Linked DNA regions of Mus musculus: region 2 is linked to region 1. A link is a contact called in ENCODE Hi-C or POLR2A ChIA-PET data. All regions are on one chromosome and are shown on one strand. Each heading gives the region's core, a stretch centred on a gene start or an enhancer-like site at or near the end of the contact. The rest is flanking DNA. Distances are from core to core; before and after follow the strand shown. Region 1 holds the start of Dnajb1 (DnaJ heat shock protein family (Hsp40) member B1). Region 2 holds the start of Gipc1 (GIPC PDZ domain containing family, member 1).

Region 1 (5,302 bases), core at 279-2,778:
CAGTATGTACTTTGATTTCTAGTCACCTATTTTGAAGGCAGGCTGGCCTCACAGGGAGTCCTCGTGCAGCAGCATCCCTGCACTAGACTACAGGAATATGCCACTGTGCCCAGGCTGTCGCTATCTCTGTATCTTTTTGTTTGTTTGTTTGTTTTTGTTTTTTTTCGAGACAGGGTTTCTCTGTATAGCCCTGGCTATCCTGGAACTCACTTTGTAGACCAGGCTGGCCTCGAACTCAGAAATCCGCCTGTCTCTGCCTCCCAAGTGCTGGGATTAAAGGCATGCACCACCACTGCCAGCTCACTATCTCTGTCTCTGTACCTTTAAAGACACTTTCTCTACAAGTGTTCCCTAGCTCCAAATCCATGGGGAGGCGGGGGGCAGGGCTCAACTGGTTCGGTTTTCATGGGGTCAGTACAGTTAGGAAAATCAAAACACATACACCACACACAGCTATACCATTAACGGAAGGCTAAAGTCATTTTTCTCAGGGGTGCCTAGGGCAAGGGTTATCTGACTCTCCTCCTACAGAGCTTCCAGAAAGGGAATGTCAACAGTTGTCCACTAAACAAGATGATTAATCATCTCTTTCAAGAACACCCTTTGTCCCTTGTCTTTAACAAATGCAGAATAATGTCAACTTCACCATATTCCACGACCATTCCCTTTGTACAGATGACCACACTGAGACCAGAAAAGCTACTCTACCAACCCAAGGTCACACAGCCAGAAAGTGCTAGGATGAGAGTCAGTCTTTCATGCACTTTCAGGCAGTCCCATTCCCTGCAAGAACCACCAATGACTATTCCAGCTTCTCTATGCCTTCCAATATCTGAAGCTCTCTCCTCTTCCTCACTCAGCTCCGTCCTTGACCGCCATCATCCCAGACTTACAAAACCAAAAGCAAAAAGCTATACTATATCAAAGTATTTGGAAATATTTACGAAGCACCCAGTGGATCTTTAAAAAAATCACGCAGCCCTGGTGGTAAACTCAGACGGCAAAGGAAGTGACAAGTATCAGAACGCCAAGAGGCGAGCTAAACCCAGTAGGAATTAGTAGGAAGTAAGATAAACCGGAGAGGCAGCCCGACTGCAGCAAGCCCAAGGCAGACCAGTCTCACCTCGCTTTACAGTAACGGCCTTACGGGAAAAACCAAGGGCTACGGGCAGAAGAGGGCGGGGTGCCTATTTTTATCCCTGGGTTAGAGCAGGAAAGCTTAGAGGTACTTGTCAGGTAGCTACCACAAGTCACGCAGCAGAACCTCCCAGCCGGCGATAACCTGGGGGAAAGGGTGCGGCCTTTCGGAGAGGCCCGTCTCTGTAGCCCCGCCCCTCTTCGCGCCTCCACCTGTCCGCAGAGAGAGAGAGGGTTGCGATTGGCTGGATCCGCTACGGAGGCGGAACCCCAGCAGCCGGCGCGCGCGCCCGAGGAAGGCGTTGACCAGAGTAGAGAGGGAAGGGGCGTGGCCCCGCGCGGAAAGCCGTTGGCAGCCGGGTCCCACCCCGGATGTGCTGCGTCACGGAGCGGGCCGCAGCGATTGGCCGGTGTCGTGCGGCGCATCGGGAGGGGCGGAAGGTTCTGGAGGGCTGGCGGGATCTGGAAGCTTCCGCCGGACGGGTATATAGAGTCCGGGACGGGGCAGCAGCGGAGCCGGAGGCGGCGACAGCTGGGCGGCGGTGGCCATGGGCAAGGACTACTATCAGACGCTGGGCCTGGCCCGCGGCGCGTCCGACGACGAGATCAAGCGAGCCTACCGCCGCCAGGCGCTGCGCTACCACCCGGACAAGAACAAGGAGCCCGGCGCTGAGGAGAAGTTCAAGGAGATCGCCGAGGCCTACGACGTGCTCAGCGACCCGCGCAAGCGCGAGATTTTCGACCGCTATGGAGAGGAAGGTACGTGTGCGCGCGGCCGGGGTGACCCGCCGTTTGACAGGCGGGGAAACCGAGGCACTCGGAGCCTCTCCAAGACCTCGGCCGGGGACAGGCATTCCGGGGATCTAGCGGCGGCGCCGCCTCCTTCACCCTCTGATCCGCGGCCTCAGACAGGAGGAGGAGCTCTGGGCGCGCCGCTGGCACAGAAGCTTCTAGCACGTCTGCCGCAGCCCCTCCCGGTCGGTCGCCTGCACAGCGCCGGAATGGTGCAGATGGAGGGCGGCGGTCGCGATGGGAATGAAAATTGCCCGAGTATTGATTCTCTTTCCTAGCCGCAAGCTCAGTGTTCGCTCACCCAGGGTTGAGCCTTTTTGGTAACAGTGCGTAGGAGCTTCTCTGTAAGATGGTAACAGCATAGCTGGGAGGATGGAGCAGTCACGTAAACCTGGTCGCACCGAGATCTAGAGGCCTTACTACCGAATATGTTGTCAGGAAGTAAAACGGAGTAGTGTGTTTCTTGCTCCTATTGCCATTGGGAGTTAAAAGACTTGAGATTCGTCCTTGACTAACAAGCTTTTTAATATATACATAAAATCCCTCCCGCTATAGTTCCTGTGGCCTTTTTACTAAGAGCAAAACTTGTTGAGCAGAGTGCGGGGGCTCACACCTCCACATGGGAAACCGAATTAGGAACGCTGTGAATTTGCTTCAAATCAGAGCTACAGGGTAATAAGCTCCTGTTTCCAAAGGAACCGGATGTTGTGACAATCCCCCCTCTGGGGTATTTGAGTCAGGAGGATTGCCTTGAGGCTACTCTGGACGAAAGTTTGTGTGTTACGTGGCATTGACAGTAATACATGCAAAAGGAACAAAATGTGACCATTTATTTGAGACAGGACCTCACTGTTGCTGGAACTTTGTTTTTCAATTTATTTGAGCGTGTGCCTCCGTGTATATGTGTATACCATTCACATGCTTCTAGAGAAGAGGGCATTAAAGGTCCCGGAACTAGAGTTAGACCATGGTCTGCTGCTATGTAGGTGTTGGAAATTGAACTTGGTTCTTCTGCCAGATGAGCCAGTGCTCTGAGCCATTTCTCCAGCACCTCATGGTGGAGCTCTGGCTTGTCTGGAACTTGCAGAGATCAGTCTGCACTTGTCTTGAGAGTGCTGGGGTTCTGAGCTCTTTGTTTCAGGGGTTTTATGTTTTATAAGTGTGTTGAAGTGTTGGGGGTGGAGGGAGGTGGGGCTGACTCTCCAGCAGTAACCCTGACTTGTGGTTTTGGTTTCCAGGCCTGAAGGGTGGTAGCCCCAGTGGAGGAAGCAGTGGTGGTGCTAATGGTACCTCTTTCAGCTACACATTCCACGGAGACCCCCATGCCATGTTTGCTGAGTTCTTCGGTGGCAGAAACCCCTTTGATACCTTTTTTGGGCAGCGCAACGGGGAAGAAGGCATGGACATTGATGACACATTCTCTAGCTTTCCAATGGGTATGGGTGGCTTCACCAACATGAACTTTGGACGTTCCCGCCCTTCTCAAGAGCCCACCCGGAAGAAGCAAGATCCTCCAGTCACCCATGACCTTCGGGTCTCCCTTGAAGAGATCTACAGCGGCTGTACCAAGAAGATGAAAATCTCCCACAAGCGGCTGAACCCTGATGGAAAGAGCATTCGAAATGAAGATAAGATCCTGACCATCGAAGTGAAGAGGGGCTGGAAAGAAGGGACCAAAATCACCTTTCCCAAGGAAGGGGACCAGACCTCGAACAACATTCCAGCAGACATCGTCTTTGTTTTAAAGGACAAGCCACACAATATCTTCAAGAGAGATGGTTCTGATGTCATCTATCCAGCCAGGATTAGCCTTCGGGAGGTAAGGTGCTAGGTGGGTGGAGGAGTCATAAAAAGAGATGGCTGCTGTGAGAATAATGGGTTGTGGGGTTGGGGGGGCTTTGGAGTGGGGTGTCAGCGGGCCTGGTCTGGTAGACCTGACCCTTCTCCGGACGGTCTGGAGGAGTGAAGCTCCTAAGCCAGCCACTGCCTGACACTGTCCTTTTGCTTCCCTAGGCTCTCTGTGGTTGCACTGTGAATGTCCCTACTCTGGACGGCAGGACCATCCCTGTTGTATTCAAAGATGTCATCAGGCCTGGTATGCGGCGGAAAGTCCCTGGAGAAGGCCTCCCTCTCCCCAAAACACCTGAGAAACGTGGAGACCTTGTTATCGAGTTTGAAGTGATCTTCCCGGAAAGGATTCCCGTCTCATCCAGAACCATCCTGGAGCAGGTTCTTCCCATATAGCCACCTGCACTCCTCAAGGACTGAGCCAGGGGCTTTCAGAGCTGCAGATCTCCAGACCGTTCCACTGGTTGCATACTGCGGGAGGGCCCAGGGAGGGCTTTTGCTCTGCCGAATGTTTTCCACAGAATATATTACAATCTTTCAAAGTCGCGCACTAGACTACAGTGGTTTTTCGAGCGATAGGCAGGCGGTGGGAACAGCAGCCCTCCTGGAATGGACCCACCCTCTGCACCCCAGCTCCTGCCCAAGGGTGTGAGGCAGGCCTGCAACTGGACTCTTGCCCTCTGTTGTCCTTAGTCTGGCTGTCATGTGACAGTGGTCCGCCATCTCAGTTGCCAGACCCTGTGCACTAGTCAGTCTCCACTGTGTGGGAGGTTCTTGTTTTATCTGTATTTGTCCCATGCCTTGTTCCTCCTCCCCAGAAGAGTCCTGTCTTGTCTTGGCCATCTCAAATTGAGACCAATTCCCTAGGACTGCCAGGCCAGCATCACAAGCAATACCTGGTTGCAGGACCACAGGGCCAGCCTCCTTCCAGGTTCTGGGGCCTGGCCAGCCAGGAGATCCCCTGGACCTCTGGCTCCATTGACATCAGATGGCTGGCTTACAGTCACAGTACTTGCTGGTCCAGAGGTAGACCTTGGCCACACCTGGCACTTCTCAGAGGCACAGGTGATTTTGTGTGTGTGTGTGTGTGTGTGTGTGTGTGTGTGTGTGTGTGTGTGTGTGTAATGGACTCTGAACTCTAGAAGGATACAATCCTTTTGGATTTTGCACAGTCCTAGATCTAATCCCTTTTGATAAAAGGGTCTTTGCTTCTGATGAAAGGAGCACTGTGGAACGTATGTAAATATGTTTTTATAATTCCATTGGAAGCTGGTGTGCACTCAGACGAAAGCAGTCCCTGTCAACTACTGTCCAGGGCTGTGATGGGATCAGACCTGGGCGTGAAAGTATCTGTTCTTTGGAGCTAGCCTGGTGTTCTGACCATTCAACTCATTGTAAGTTGCCACTACCAACACAAGACCAAAGTGTGTGACTTGTCATTATGCAGTGTGACAGCATTAAAGACTGATGCTAAACCTCAGGGGAGCAGTCCTTCGACTCTGTTTGAGGGCTTTGCTGGGGGGAG
Region 2 (5,418 bases), core at 1,129-3,628, 45 kb after region 1:
TGACAAACATGGACCCTGTATGTGTCTGAGCTAGGTCTTCTGCATATGCCTGCGGCTGTGTAGCTTGGTGTTCTTGTAGGACTTCCAGCAGTGGGAGTGGGGCTGTGTCTGACGCTTTCGCCTGCACTTGGGACTCTTCCTCCCACTGGGTTGCCACGTTCAGCCGTATATAAGGGTATATACCACTCTTGCTGTATCTTCTTAGGCCATGTTCAGTGGATGTCCCTGGGAGGCCCGCCACACCTCCTGTTTTTAATAAGGAAACAAAGGAGGAGTGGATCTGTGGGAGAGGGGAGGTGGTGGGGAGGAATTGGGAGGAGTGGAGACAGAGGAAACTGTGTTGGGGTGTAATGTATAAAAGAAGAATCAAAGTTAAAAGAGAAGCACTGTTGCCTGTAGCAACACTGGGAGGACAGAACCGTTTAAGCCCTCTGACTTCAGACATGGAACGACAGGATTGGGAGCTTGTTCTGTTGGGTTTGGGTCTTGCTTAGGTCTAGTATTTCCCATAATGCCCCTTTCCTCCCTTTAGAAATAGTACAGAAGTTGTTCTTTGATTCTACAGAGGGTTACAGTTAAGAGAATGCCTTGAGTCTCAAAAGAGACTTTAGACTTTTACACCGTGTCAAGACTGTGGTAGACTATGGGGACTTTTGAATTGGACTGGATGCATTTTCATTATGATATGGCTACAAGCCTAAGGAGGGCAGAGAATGGGATGTGGTGCTCTGAATGATGATGACCCCCATAGTTTCATATACTTTAATATTTGGTTCCTCACTGCTGGGTGTGATGATGCATACCTTTAGTCCTAGTACTCTGGAGGCAAAGGTAGGTGGATCTCTGTGAGTTGGAGGCCAGCCTGATCTATAGAGTGAGTTCTAGAAAAGCCAAAGCTGTTACAGAGAGAAACCCTATCTCAACAAAGGAGGAGGAGGAGGAGGAAGAAGAAAAGGAAGGAAAGAAGAAACAGTATTTAAAAAAAAAGGTCTTCAGTTGATGGAACTGTTTTGGAAGGCTTAAGGAGGTGTGTCCTTGTTGGAGAAAGTATGTCACTGGCTTTGAGGTTTCAAAGATTCAAGTAATTTCCAGTCTCTCCTCTCTCTCTCTCTCTCTCTCTCCTCCCTCCCTCTCTCTCTGTTCCTCCCTCTTTCTCCCTCCCTTCTCTCTTCCTCACTCTCTGCGTGTGTATGTGTGTGTGTGGGGGGTTAAAAGGTAAGAAAGTGGGGGCTGGAGAGATGGCTCAGCAGTTAAGAGCACTGACTGCTTTTCTGAAGGTTCTGAGTTCAAATCCCAGCAACCACATGGTGGCTCACAACCGTCTGTAATGACATCTGATGCCCTCTTCTGAAGACAGCAACAGTGCGCTTAGATATAATAATAAATATAATATAAATCTTTTTTTAAAAAAAAGGTAAGAAAGTGGATGACAAAGTGTACGCACAGTAAACTCAGAGTTAGATGGAGATAAACTCATAAAAGGGAAGCAGGAGAAGTGACTTGAAGGTAGATTGTCAGCCTAGCATCCACCAGTAACAGTGCCTCAACCTTGAGCACTTGACCCAATAGCTGATCCTCCAAGAGGAGGAGGAACTGGGCCTACGTTCAACCTTAGAGCACCTAGAAGAACGAAGGAGAAGGGGGAGAAAGAGTCCATTGTCCCTGAGGGTAGAAGCCTGGACTGGTTGGTCACTAGCTTCGATTCCGTACAGTAGGTGCTCAATTGACAAGTCGAGTGTTCTACTGTTCTGATACGTTCCATAGAGTCTTACACAATTTTGCTTGCGAAGTGCTCTGCAGCTCTCTGTGCAGCTTCGGAGCCTTTGCACACCCTGTATCTAACATTGTGTATACTCCATCCTTGTGTCTATAGAGACAGGACCGAGCCTGGTACCAGGCAGGGGCACTTAAATATTGAAAGACTGAATGAATGCGCGATCGCCTTTGTCTATTGTGTAGAGTGGAAGAAGCGGAGACACGCGGGACCCTCCCTATTCACTGTGGTCCACCCTCTGGAATCAAAGCATCTTTCTGGGAGGGAAGAGGGGCTTGGGGCTGCCCTCCAGCCTCTCGCTGACCTCTCAAAAACCGCGCTTTCCTGGATACAGAACTCAGTCCTCCAAACCCGGTCATCTGACTCTCGCTGCCAGCTCCCCCGCCGTCTCCCAACCCTTGCAGCCTCACAATGGTTCAGCCCTTCCCTATTTAGAGCGAGTAAGGTTGGACCACTGCTCGCACAATGGGGGGAGCCCGAGGCGCGGCGGAGGGATCCCTCTGGAGCGTTCCGACGGGAGGCGCCCATTGGTCGCGAGTGCACACGGCCGTCGCTGATTAGTCCGCCCGGGACGCCGGCCCCGCCCAAGTCCCGGAGGCCCAGGGAGAAGCCGGGCGGAGTTTCGAGAGGACCGAGCAGGGCGCGCGCGGTGGCGGCGGCGCAGGTGAGTGTCCCCCGCCCGGGGGGCGGCCTCCAGGGCGTGGAGCCGTGGCGGTGGGGTGGAGCTGGCCGCGTCGGGACCCCAAACACGGACCCCTCCCCGCTGGCCGGGCCTCCCGTCCGCCTCTGCTCTCTGCTCCCAGGACGCTCCCTGTTGGTGGTGGGTCAGTGTTCCCGACCCTTCCCAGGCCTCTTCCCAAAGCTGGCTGGGGGGAACACCGAGACCCAGGTCGGGATAACAGTAACAACCGCAGCACTAGTTTAATGACTCCCCCTCGCAAGCCCGGATCGGTGTTTCCTCGTCCGGCGCTTATGCTGCACAGCTCAGTTGAATCAAAACACCCTCCTGGGAGGGGTTATTAACTTGTTTTAGAAGTGAGGCACTAGTGCCAGAGAGGTGGAGTAACTTACTCAAGGTCACACAGCTAGTAAATGACCCATGGGGCTTAGGGACCCGTATCCTTTGAGTCCAGAAACTAGTCCCAGAGATCAGCCCCTAGACTCACGCCCACCGCCACCCCCATATTCACTTCGGAGCCGCACCTGCTGGGTTTTGCTTTCCTCTCCTCGCCCACGGGTCACTAGACAGCTTCCAGGTTGCCCTCGTGTCCCTTCTCTGAGCTGGAGAGGCAAGGCCCAAATACCATGGGTCGTTTAACCCCATTTCCTTTCCACCTACCCTGTCCACTCTCCACTGTTAAAGGGATGACTGGAAGTATAGAGACTTGGTGTCTGGGGAGCGCGGGGGCTACAGGCGGCCAAGACCGGTCAAGCTGTGCATTCACGCCCCTCAGCCCCCGCCCCGGAAACACTGGAGAGATGAAACCTTCAGGATCCGGTTTTTCAAGAATGAATCAGAAGCTCCTGCCTTCCTCCCCGAAGCAATGCTGTGCCCGGGGTTAGGAGGGAGGGACGACCGGGGCAGGTGTGGTGTCCCCTAAGCCAGGCGTTATCTGAGCCCCTGGAACAACCCGTTTCCTGCTCCCCCCACTTGGCTTTTCTGTGACTGCGGGGGTTGCAGAGTTTCAGGCCCTTTTTGGGATGAGAGTGCTGGACTCCGGAAATCCATCCAACCCACTTCCCTTCAGCTCCTTGCAGACAGACTGGAGAGACGCACACACTTAGCTCTCTAGCAGTCATGTTGTGGGGGTTTGAACCACAGGCAGTCGGGGATGTAAGACATTCATTCTACAATTCAGCCCTTGTGGAACCCGACCGAGGTTTCACACGCTAGGCAGGTGCCCTACGCCTGAACTACACACCCATCACCTACAGATACTGAGCAGCCACTGTGCCTGACAGCATATTTTGCTTAGAGGACTCCAAACACGGGACAGAATTTCCTGCAGTCTGGTAGGGAACAGACAACCAGGTAACAGGCAGCCATTGTAGATCCTTGTAAGAAGTGCTGCGTGGTCTCAGCATCACTGGGCACCAGGGTCCTGGAAAACACACACACACACACACACACAAAACCTGGGCAGAGCAAAGCGTCCAATAGCGACACAAGTAATAAAGCTAGAGATGTGATTCACGGGAGTTTGCTATGCCTGGTACACAGGACATATCTATCTATCTATCTATCTTCCCTCCCTCCCTCCCTCCCTCCCTCCCTCCCTCCCTCCCTCCCTCCCTCCCTCCCTCCCTCCCTCCCTCCCTCCCTCCTTTCTTTCTTTCTTTCTTTCTTTCTTTCTTTCTTTCTTTCTTTCTTTCTTTCTTTCTTTCTTTCTTGTTTTCCCCTATACTGTGGGATCCCTTTGTCAGGTCAAATACATAATATGAATGTTACCATCTGGTTTACATTCTGAAATAGAGACGCAGGTGCTGGAGAACACATACTGGGAGTTTGATGCCCAGCACCCACGTGGTCCAGGCTCACAAGTGGTTCAGACAGACAGACATGCAGTCTCATTCGCATAAAAAAACAAAAAAACAAACTTAGAAACTAGAGACATAAAGATCAATAACTGCCGAGAGCTTGGAAGATGAGCTATGTTGTCAGGGTAGCATATAAGTTCATAGGCCTAAGTCCTGTAGACCATGGGAAACTCTTCAGTGGGCTGAGGCAAGCCAGCTGCCTGGAGAATTCTGGAAAAGGCCTTGCCAGGCGTAGGAACTGGGGTGCTCTTGGGCCAGGCGTAGGAACTGGGGTGCTCTTGGGCCAGGGAAGGGAGGATGTAAGGTTCTGGAGGCGTGGCTCAGCGGTACAGCCCCTGCCTAAAATCAGTCAGTGAGGCGTGGAGGAGGGGGCATGGCTCATCAGTAGAGTACCCACCCTCCTTGCAGATAAAAGGTACTAGTTTCCCTTGCAAATAATAACATTTCCTGAACTGATGAGCACTTCCACATCCCAGAAGTTACCCCGAGAAATGTGACTTCTGCCAGATTTTCAGATGCGGAAACTGGGGCCTCATGAAGTTAAGCAGCTTGGCTTTGTCTGTGCCACTGTTAAGTGGCAAGGGTGGGGCTTGCATCCAGGCCACCACACCACACCTCAGGGTCTTCAGTTCTAATTCTTGAGCCATTCATTTTCCTCAGAACAAAACCCATACAGAAGCCATGTAGACAGAGGAGGTAGCTCATGTGGTAGAGTGCTTGCTGGGCCAGCAGAATTTGACAGTCAGGACCCACATGGAAGTGCCAGGCATGGTGGCTTGCTGTTGTTACCCCAGCACTGGGGACATAAACAGGAAGATGTGTGGGGCTCATTGGCCAGCTGACCTAAGTGGAGGACTCAGTCCCAGGAGAGACCCTGTCTCAGACAAAGTAGGGCTGGGGATACGGGCTATAACTTAGTGCTAGAGTCTTTGCCTAGCATATGGGAGACTCTGAGTTGACTTCCCAGTGTAAATAGAGTGGGCACACTGGCGAGATGGCTCAGCAAAGTAAAGGCCCCTGCTGCCAAGCTGGGACCTGAGTTTGATCCTTGGGACCCACATGGTAGAGGAAAGCACTGACTCCTACAGTTTCTGCACTCACATTGT

The links. A loop is a pair of places that touch in the nucleus more often than their neighbours do. ChIA-PET counts read pairs that join two places held with the same protein, here RNA polymerase II (POLR2A).
Region 2: a map of left cerebral cortex shows a loop between it and region 1 (6-fold over the local background). The contact joins the promoter of Gipc1 here to the promoter of Dnajb1 in region 1. A Hi-C loop is called at or near these places in 6 of 37 maps with a recorded cell type or tissue (T-helper 17 cell, adrenal gland, heart and 1 more). POLR2A ChIA-PET finds 5 or more read pairs at or near these places in 4 of 5 experiments (Patski and embryonic stem cell).

What each region holds. Positions count from the first base shown.
Region 1 is chr8:83,606,647-83,611,948 of GRCm38, forward strand. It overlaps Dnajb1 (DnaJ heat shock protein family (Hsp40) member B1), which reads left to right and starts at 1,529. Exons shown (of 3, transcript NM_018808.3): 1 at 1,529-1,896; 2 at 3,168-3,748; 3 at 3,943-5,302. The coding sequence starts at 1,686. The coding sequence ends at 4,173. It overlaps Gm42029 (a long non-coding RNA gene), which reads right to left and starts at 1,204. Exons shown (of 3, transcript XR_878996.2): 1 at 1,124-1,204.
Region 2 is chr8:83,650,300-83,655,717 of GRCm38, forward strand. It overlaps Gipc1 (GIPC PDZ domain containing family, member 1), which reads left to right and starts at 2,379. Exons shown (of 7, transcript NM_018771.3): 1 at 2,379-2,438.